Regions from separate parts of the Homo sapiens genome. Here regions 1 and 3 are each linked to region 2. A link is a contact called in ENCODE Hi-C or POLR2A ChIA-PET data. All regions are on one chromosome and are shown on one strand. Each heading gives the region's core, a stretch centred on a gene start or an enhancer-like site at or near the end of the contact. The rest is flanking DNA. Distances are from core to core; before and after follow the strand shown. Region 1 holds the start of RAPGEF6 (Rap guanine nucleotide exchange factor 6). Region 2 overlaps LOC105379172 (a long non-coding RNA gene). Region 3 has its middle 420 kb from the start of CHSY3-AS1.

The links. A loop is a pair of places that touch in the nucleus more often than their neighbours do. ChIA-PET counts read pairs that join two places held with the same protein, here RNA polymerase II (POLR2A). Pooled maps may share reads with other maps.
Region 1: a map of naive thymus-derived CD4-positive, alpha-beta T cell shows a loop between it and region 2 (11-fold over the local background). The contact joins the promoter of RAPGEF6 here to the enhancer-like site in region 2. A Hi-C loop is called at or near these places in 1 of 168 maps with a recorded cell type or tissue (naive thymus-derived CD4-positive, alpha-beta T cell) and 6 of 50 pooled maps. POLR2A ChIA-PET finds 5 or more read pairs at or near these places in 1 of 52 experiments (activated B cell).
Region 3: a loop to region 2 is called in a map with no recorded cell type, with 7 times the contacts of the local background. The contact joins two enhancer-like sites. A Hi-C loop is called at or near these places in 5 of 37 single-sample maps with no recorded cell type and 3 of 50 pooled maps.

The regions. Positions count from the first base shown.
Region 1 is chr5:131,633,940-131,637,074 of GRCh38, forward strand. It overlaps RAPGEF6 (Rap guanine nucleotide exchange factor 6), which reads right to left and starts at 1,290. Exons shown (of 28, transcript NM_016340.6): 1 at 1,023-1,290. The coding sequence starts at 1,091. RefSeq lists enhancers at 480-1,062, 1,010-1,099, 1,192-2,391, 1,400-1,649, 1,660-1,859.
Region 2 is chr5:131,067,392-131,070,599 of GRCh38, forward strand. It overlaps LOC105379172 (a long non-coding RNA gene), which reads left to right. Exons shown (of 5, transcript XR_007058928.1): 5 at 870-1,159. Among named protein-coding and RNA genes, the nearest start is that of HINT1, 96 kb to the right of the region's middle. Within about 2 kb of position 1,685, at least 6 of the 41 ENCODE cell types and tissues checked have a DNase peak (open chromatin) inside an H3K27ac peak, as active enhancers do.
Region 3 is chr5:130,322,560-130,325,930 of GRCh38, forward strand. No RefSeq gene overlaps it. Among named protein-coding and RNA genes, the nearest start is that of CHSY3-AS1, 420 kb to the left of the region's middle. Within about 2 kb of position 1,617, at least 3 of the 41 ENCODE cell types and tissues checked have a DNase peak (open chromatin) inside an H3K27ac peak, as active enhancers do.

The DNA of each region.
Region 1 (3,135 bases), core at 40-2,539, 570 kb after region 2:
AAGTGGTAGAATTTGTGTTGTTCCTATGCAAACATCAGGATCTTCAATAACATAATTTGACCTATCATGGCTTCCGTTGTGACCTGAATAATTGTCACGACCCAAAAGGTCAGCCCAACGTTACTGAGACTCAGTATGCAAAACACTACATATCTGAAAAACTCCAAAGTGAAGAATTAACCAAAGCATTTCATTTCATTTACTGCAACTTTAAACAAAACAATCCAATAATCCACTCACACTGTTTAGTGTTTTGTTTAGAAAATATGTCCCACTTGTTATAGAAACCTCCAAATCAAGGAAAACCTTCCCCAAAACCTTAGCATTCTACCGGGATAAGCAAAGCTAACAGGTTTTAGTTATATGCCTGAAAACTAGCCTTCATGAAGGTCGAATGAAAAATCTTTTAAGCTGATGCCATAACTGTTAACTCGACACAGCAAATTTTGGATCCAAGTACAAAATACTGTAAAATTTCCCAGTGACAGTCTGAAAAAGTACCTACAGTGGTGTTCTTTAAACATGCATCATCTACTACAGAATTCACCATTTGACTGGATGTAAACTTTTAAACTAACTTTGAAAACTTTATCTTTTTTTTAGGCAACTGTACAATATTTCAGAGACCTTTAAAGAAAAACTATTTCTAAATTACATGGCTGAGATACTTCCCTTACAATTTCCATCTCGTTTTTCATAGTCTACTTAAACGAATGGGCATCTAACTGCGAAACTCATATTACCCAACTCAGAAAATACGACTTAGTAATGGTGCTTTCTTAACGACACTCAGAAGCCCCCGGCAAGGACGGGTACGCGGGTTAAGACCGCATCACAGGCAGGAAGGGCGGTCGGCACCCTGCTGGCGACAAGGGCCTGGGTCAGGGAAGAGACTCAAGCGAACAGATTCCCAGTAGCAGGTGCGAGACTCTGGCAAGAGGGCAGTCGCCGCGGATTTCGGACAGACAGGAGGATGCTGTCTACTGGACTGTGAGACGCACATAAAGGTCAACCAGCCTCACCTCGGGAGTCCGCTCGGGTGGCTTCTTCCTCAACGCCTGCCTAGCGCCAGGGTCCACGGGTGAGTTCATGGCCACGGCCCGGGTACTCCGCAGCCTGCCCTTAGCAGCCCACGCCACAGTTCATTCACACTAGGTAGCGGGTGCGGTACCTTTCCCCCGCCCCAAGGAGGGAACTTCGCGCCGTAACAAGGTCCGAACTCTAGCAAACAACCCTTCGCAACGCCCGCCTAAGGCCTCTACCCACGCGCGACTGGCCGGAGACAAGTCTGCGCGGGGGCGGGGGAGAGTAAGTGCGCATGCGCAGCACGCACGCGCACGCTAAGAAACGCCCAAGGGAGTAACTCCACTGTGACGTTAAAATTGGGGCGGTGCGAGTAAGTCGTTTCCTGCTGTCGTCGTGAGATTTAAAGACACCTCGCGAGACCTCACCTAAATCAGTCACGGGGTCTGCCTTGGCGTTGTGGTTCCGTCTTCTCCATCCGTTGGAGACACCGGAAACGCGCTGAGGACCTGAGCAAAAATAGCATTTTGGGGCAGAACCGTGGGGAGGCGTTCTGACTGGAGAGAACTGTTGTGCCCAAATCCGGAAGCCCAGGGTGTGGCCAAGTCCGGCTTTGCGCTCTCCTCTGCAACTTCTACTGCCGACTTTGAATATGCGGAAGTAGAAGCCGCCATTCGGCAAAGAAGGAATTCCACGCACACCTCATATCTCTTTAAATAAAACGAGATCTCTTGTGAAAGCTGCCGACAGAGAAGTGCTTGATCTATTCGAAACGGACGTCCTGAGACCAGGGCAGAGAAAGCAAACATTCACGGCCAGGATAGGCAGCCGGTGCCGCGGCCAGCTCACGATTACCTTTGAGTCAAAAAACTAGATTTAGACTGCGTTCTTGTAACTAAATGCCCGGGGCAGCCCTCCCTCAGGCAACTGCGTTTAGGGTTGGGACTCGAGTGGCAACTTTTGCAATACTTTTTACATTCTAGTCTGCTTCCCAACAGACCGAATAAAGCCAGTTTTGTTTCACTGCTCCCTTGGTAAGAAAAACAGACCACCCTTAGGAGCAGCCAGAGAGCTGCTGAGGCCGTTTCAACAATAAGCTCACTGACAATTCCAGAATCCATCGTTCTAGGATACTCCTTACCCTTTCTCATAAGTTCATAGGTAACTAACTTTGGCGACACCACCTTTCCACTGAATTTTAAGCTCCTTGATGGCTGTAACTACATCTAGGTACACCTTGGTATTTCTCACAGCAGTTAGCATAGTTCACTAAATAACAAGGTGATTTATGATTATGACATGCTTTCCAATTAATGACTGCTTCACAGTAATTTTAATGACGTAATAAGAGTTAAAATTATATTTGAAAACAATGAGAGTTCAGGCTACAACACCGTTTCTGGGACCGGCAATGACTTAAGGACTGTTTTCTGTTGGTCCTGGGGCTTGCCCAAACTGGGAGTTTACAACATACTATTAGCATTTCTCTTTTTCAGGTATAGATCAAAAACTTTACCAGCGAAGTGTGGCATAGCCATTGTAGAAATAAAGTAATTGTGGAAAAAATCACAGGATGTTGCAGACGATCCGTTTTCCTCATTTTTTGTACAAATATAACCTCTCAAAGATCTGCCCAGGATCACAAACAAAAGTTAACCCTTCCATTCTTCAAGGATCAATTTTCAGAGTCACATCAATATTTTGAAAGAGGGAGAAAGAACTATAAAGCATGATCACCATGAACTTGAACTTTAGGGGCAAACAGACCTAGAATTTGTGTCTCTAATATTAGACCTCTTCTAGTTAAGTGACTTGAAGTTATTTAACATCTCTGAACTTCATTTTCCTTATGTTAAATGGGAATATAGTAAAGGACCTATTGCTTCAGAATTTTCTTAAGATTACGCGAGAAAATTCACATGAAGCACTTAGTATGTTGCCTTCATTTTCCTTATGTTAAATGGGAATATAGTAAAGGACCTATTGTTTCAGAATTTTCTTAAGATTAAGTGAGAAAATTCACATGAAGCACTTAGTATGTCACATGAAGCACTTAGTAAGATTACGTGAGAAAACTCACGTGAAGCACTTAAGCACTTAGTATGAAGCACT
Region 2 (3,208 bases), core at 435-2,934:
AAATACTAAACTACACTGGATGCAAGACAGCATATTGAAATTGTGAATCTTCCAGAAAAACTTGGACATGTGGTCACCATAGTTCTAAATAAACCAATTTCTGGTTCTAGGTCCTCTACCCTGTCCCTCACCATGCAGAAGAAGCTGGACTTATGCAAACATGCTTTATATCCTTTCCAGCCTTGCCAGATATATGGGAGGACACCTGACCCAAAAGAATGTTAAACCAAAAATTGCCAACAAAATACAATGTGTCCTGGGAGTCCTGGGACAAGAATTGAGATCAGCTCATCAATTTCTCTTCCTCAGGAATTTTAACCAAGGAAATAACAAAGGAAAGGTGAGGTCAACAAAATGAAGCAGAAGTGAGATGATCTAATGTAGAAATTGAGCAAGAAAACCACGACAGACCATGTTCAAACAGAAATTACGAGGGAAACAAAACTATGAGTAAGCAGAAGTTAGGAGGAAGATTTAAAAAATTAGAGCAGAGGATCAAGGAGATATTTCTTATCAAAATAGAAGCAGATGGGCAAAGGCTAAATGAGTCAAATTAAGGGCAGGACACTCCTATTGCTTTGACTGTAGACCCAACTTCCCATTCCTGTTCTTCCAGAGGCCCAGCTGCTTATTTCTAAGTGTGCATGAATCTTTCACCTCCAAGTATATTGATTCCCTCATCAAAAAGGTTACAAACTAGTGCTTCCCAAGCTTCTGTTGCAAAGTAATTCTCTGGCATTTGCATTAAAACCAAAGATCTCTGTTCAACCTCTCCATTTTTATTTAGAATAAATTTATGGTGTCATGAGGAAGTTTCATCTTGCTAATATTGCCAAATTCTATACTCTTATTTCTCATTCCCAAAACAGAAAATAACTCCAACTCTTTCAAAAGAGCTCATTTAGTGGCAATTCTTCCTATTTCATCTGTTACGGCTAGTGAGTTCTGCGCTTACTGAAGCATCTCCTGACCCTAGAGACAATTGCAACCATGGCAAGAATACCAACAATGTTATGCTAGATCCCACGGCAAAAGGGTAACAAAATTGGATTTTATGACTCTTTATCATTGAATCACCCTCAACAACACCAATTCTGGGAAGTTCTGATAATACATTTCTGACTGCCTGACCTCATAATGTACAATAGATTCCCTTTCTAGTAAAAGGACCCAGCACCAGATTTCCCTATTTGAATTATATTTCTACACTGTCCTTACAAAAATATCATTCTCGGCCGGGCGCGGTGGCTCACATCTGTAATCCCAGCACTTTGGGAGGCCGAGGTGAGCAAATCATGAGGTCAGGAGATCGAGACTATCCTGGCTAACATGGTGAAATCCCGTCTTTACTAAAAATACAAAAAAAATTAGCCAGGCGTGGTGGTGGGCGTGACTCGGGAGGCTGAGACAGGAGAATGGCGTGAACCCAGGAGGCAGAGCTTGCAGTGAGCCGAGATCGCGCCACTGCACTCCAGCCTGGGCAACTGAGCAAGACTCCATCTCAAAAAAAAAAAAAAAAAAATATATATATATATATATATATATATATTCTCAACTATTTCAGGTCTAAGGAGCCATCTACTGTTTTAAGAACAAACTGCAATTAATGATCATTTCTCAAACCATAAAAGGCCCAATCAACTAAATTACATTCTCTCTCTCTCTGTCTCTCTTTCTCTGTCTTCCCCTTCCTTGGCCCCCTGCCTTGTTGTGGTGGTAGTGGTGATGGTGATAATAATGGCTCTTTGTTCTCAAGAAATTATGCTGTGCCAAATTCAAGACAGTGTTTTTATTGTGGTTGTGTACATACGAAAAATGCCTTATAGTTGTTTATTGAATTTTGAATTTTTTATACACAAGAGTCATTCCCTGTTGGAAATGAGAAGCAAGTTTTCTCTTTGTTGCTTTTAACTGAAGAATATATTATAAGCTCTTTCTCTAGATACATTCTGAAACTGTAAAAAACACTTTCAAAATAAAGGTCAGCCATGTCGTCTGTGCAATGTTAATTGCTAAGTGCTGAACTAGCACTGTAGTCAGTCTTTGAAGTGGAGCCTGGCTGGGTTGACAGCCTAGGGTGGCTGCCCCATGCTTTCAGAGCAACACAGGATGTTGCTTGGTCTCTTCAGAAAGAGGCTGCCAGGAAATGAAGTTTCACATGAGAAACTTGCTGCTCTAATGCATTTCAGGCTATTCTTTTCCATTTGAAAGCCTAGGTGCAATGAGTGAAGAAATCTTTTCTTAAAAACTCCAAATAGGTCTTGAAGTACATGCATGTTCACTGAGGTAGTGATTTCCTCTCCTTCTAGTATCTTGTGCCCATATACAAGAAAAAGAATATGTGTAGTTAGTAAATTTTTAAAAATCATCTCATGTTTATTCCTGATGGAAGATTGAAAAAGCTAAGGAAAGAAGAGATGCCTTGGGCTCATGTTAAATGCACTCTGGAAGAACAAAATGTAAAACCACTGATTTTCAATTAAAAGATAATGATTCCAGTGGGTGGTTGCAGTTAAGATGAAGTAAGATGCACCCTGCCTCATTCAATGAAGCAACTAAAAACCCTGCACAGAAGGCAGGGAGCAGTTATCTAGGGACTCTAAAAAGTAAATAATAGCAGACTGGTTTGAGAGACAAAACAGAACTCAATGTAAGATCAATCCACTGGTGAGTTTTGTCCTCCTCTCCCGCTATTTTCTGGCCTTAGATTCAAAAGCATCCCAAAACCCAGAACTCCACAGTAGGTGCAAATAGAAAGAGCTGCAAGAGAAGTCCTCTCATTCTGGTCCAAAAAGCAGAAAAGGGAGCCTTTAAGGATCAGAGTGAAGAAAATCCCTTGGGGTGTTCTTTTCTGTTCTCTCTTATTGCTGCCCCCAGGCAATCCCCTGGAGCAACAGACATAGAGGCAGTGGCAGCTGTGCAAGCACCTGAAACTCTAAGGGAAGAGAGCTCTTCTCTCTGGCCAGGACTTGGGTCCCAAAAGCATGGGGGAAATATATGTTGCTTTTTTTTTTTCCCCCATCTTCCCATGCCTTGGCTGTGGAAGCAGAGACAGTCACAAGAAGTGAACATAGGAGCAGAAAAACTACATAATTTTCCCAGCCACAACCCTACACTACTTACGCCTGTAATTTCAGGACTTTGGGAGGCCAAGGCTGGTGGATCACCTGAGGTCAATAGTTGGAGACCAGCCTGGCCAACATGGTGA
Region 3 (3,371 bases), core at 367-2,866, 740 kb before region 2:
GGTAGCAGTGTAAAGTATTCTTTATTATTTTGTAAATGTGTCCTCAAAATAACAGGTATTATTTTGGTATAATTCTAGTTAAGTAAAACTCTGGCAGAACTGTTAAGTTATAGAGTAAAAGACATTTCTACAGGTTGGTTAAACCCCTACTTATAGCTCCTATATATTACTCTTGTGAATGGCTGCTGATACCAAGCAAAGATTTTAAGGGTTATTAATTTAACTTCTTCTGATGTACTCAACAACACTTTCTAAAAATCACATGCAGTAATTTCCTCCTACTTACTTCAAGCATTAAGTGAACAGATTTGTATAATTTTGTATGCATAATTTTATTTTAATCTATAATGTAGGTGCCATCACTAAGTTCTGCTGAAGAATTGATTACTACAAATATTTTTGTTTTCTTTAATTTGGAATATATATATAAAATCTAGGAATACAAAATGCTGTATAATGGAATCCAAACTTTTCATTTTTTGTATTTATCCTTTAGAATAGTAAAAGTTCATGCATGCCTTTAGGACAATATTAGAGTAAGTTAGTAGAAAGAAATGTAGAATAATGCTATTAGGTTTTCTGTGTTTTTTCACTTTCCCATATAAAATGTGGTTTCCTAAGGTTAGATGGGAAAACGACAGTTGTTTTCTAATAATCTTAATTTCTAGTTCTGCTCTCAATGTCTAGCTCTGCTCTCTACAAACCATTATTTTCATTCTTTTTTATTTAGGTAGTAATTTGATATAATTAATACACTCCCACCCAAGGCACAGAAAAAATAATTATAACAATTCATTCTAACATGTGTTCTCCTTTAATATTGTTTCACAATGAAAATATGGACCTTTGGTAAAAACATAATTTCTCCTCTTCGTTTGAAAATGTAAAAATCATAGGTAGCTTTTGTGATACTAGGTGCTCAAATACTTGTAGTATTTTATGATAGAAACAACTCTGTCAAAGATTGTGTTAATCTTCTTAAGCAACAAGAATTCCTATTGGTCTTTTCCTTACACATTAAATTGAACCAAATAATTTCAAAAGTCTCAAAAGCTGTGAAATTATTATAATAATTGGAAATGTGTCAAAGTGTGGAGTATTTATATGACAATTTCATTTAAGCTTTCAGGGCACTATTGAAACACATTTCAACCTTAAATGGCCATCCAGGCAGAGGCTTTAGAAGTAAATTGTTTACATTGATTCACAATCCCATAAGCCTTTATAGTAAACTATCCTCTTTGAATTTACTACCTTGGTTAATTCAGCAGAAAATTGCTTTCTATTTCTGAGACCCGCTTAGAAGGCTTGAGCAGATTTTTTTTTAAAAAAATTGTTCTGCGATGATGATGAAGGGAGACTTGAGAATCCCTTTGAAAAATAGAATTGACTACAGACCGAACAGCCTGTGTTTATGGATAACTGAGCTTCACACCTCTCACTGAAGGTGAGAAAGTCCTATTGAAGATGACAAAGCCCTTATCACAGTGCCTGGTACAAGGTGGGTACCCAAATGTGTGTCCCTATAAGACAGCAGCAAAGAAACTGTTACTCCTCAAAAACTCTCATCTCCACTGAATGGGTATAGGACATAGAATCTTCCTGTACTTAAGCAACTTTTAAATAGCACTTTATACACTCTCAAAAGATCAATTACATCAGAGTAGCTATGGCTTGTGAAAGTAAAAAAGGGAAGTGAGCAATATCTTAAGAATACCTGGCAGATAAGAAATGCAGCTGTTATGATTGCCTAACTGACCACCTGTTTCCTGTTGAAGGAGCCAGTTGTACTAGTGGAGAGATTTTAAAAGGAATTAAAATACATTCTTCAAATTTACATCAAAATGGATATCATACTATCTACTGTTTCATGATTAAGAACACATACAAAGCCCTTCTTTTATCATGCCTATAGTTCCTGGTGTTCCTGAAAAGTTATAGTGAGACTCAACTATGTACTGAAAGAAAGGAGAGGTAGAAATCATACTCAGCAGCAAATGGGATGCCTGAATCTGAATCCCAGCTCTGCAGTTTACTAACCATGTGACTGTAGAAAATGTTCCAATCTCTCTTATTTTTCTCATCTCTTAAATGGTGATACTAATAATAGTTACATCCTAGGGTGTTGTGAGAACGAAATGAGTTAATATATGCTAAGCATTCAGAACAGCCTGCCAAATAATGAACACTACGTAAGCATTGACTTATTAATATTTTGTTATTACTTTATAAGCACGAATTTTCTGTAATCAGGGAAAGAAAGAGAAAAGCAAAGAAACCTTGATGTTCCAAGCAAGTAAATACTCAAGTTCATCCAGTTGTGTTTCTATCAAATGTGAGGGGTTTAGGAGTAGACTATCTTCTTTATTTTATACCTGATGGAACTTAGGCAAAAGGGAATAACTGGCTTGTATCAGATGATGTCAGTCATTGATTCAGTCACTTTCAGAGCTTTTCTTTTTATTTTTCTTTCCATGATGAGCATTTACTCTTTCAACAGCCAAAGATCATTTCCACGTTCTTCTGGTAATGAAACTGAGCAGGTGTCCCACAGAGCTGATGTTCGTGGTTTCTTTGAATAAACATAGAAGTTGGCCCTCCTAGTTTTAAAACCTGAGAAAGTTGCATTTGTCTTATCTGAGTTCCTTTCCAAGGAAACCAGCCATCAGGCCTCCCAAATAGTAGCAAGGAGCTGAAAGTCACCAGATCACTGCATTTGGACAATCAGATGCCCGACACTTTATCTGTTAAGTTTGCCTAACTGACCACTTGCTTCCCATTGACCAGCTGCTCTTCTTTACCCCTCCCTAATTCCTGTTTTCCCACACATGGTTACATTTCTTCCCTGCTATATCAGCTCCTAATTTTAGTCAGTCAGGGAGATGGATTTGAGACCTCCTGGCCTCTTGGCTGCAGCACTCTATTAAAGGCTTCATCTTTGGCAATACTTGTTTCAGTGATAGGCTTTCTGTGAAGCAAGAAACAGGATCTAGACCGAACATCTGGTGTTTTGGTAACAGTAAGTGAACACAATTTCCTTTGAAAGTTGTCCCTCGCTGACAAGGATGCCAGTTGTATTTCACCAAGCCCGGTAAGGGTCATTGACCTGCGCCTGGCCAGGCAGCCAACGTATTGTTGGATGAATGTTACAAAAGAAGGGCTGCTGATCTTTTATATGGCGCTTAATATATAAATACTGGATAACAGAAGCACACTTTACTCTGAGATCAGTGGGCTGACATCATGTAAACTTAAGGCTGTCTACAAATATGGCATTCCCATTTTTATCTTCCATCTGGGGGAAGCCCAGCAGCAATGGAGGAAATGAGGCCAACACATAAAGTGAAGCAGAGCTAATGGATGAAAGAAGA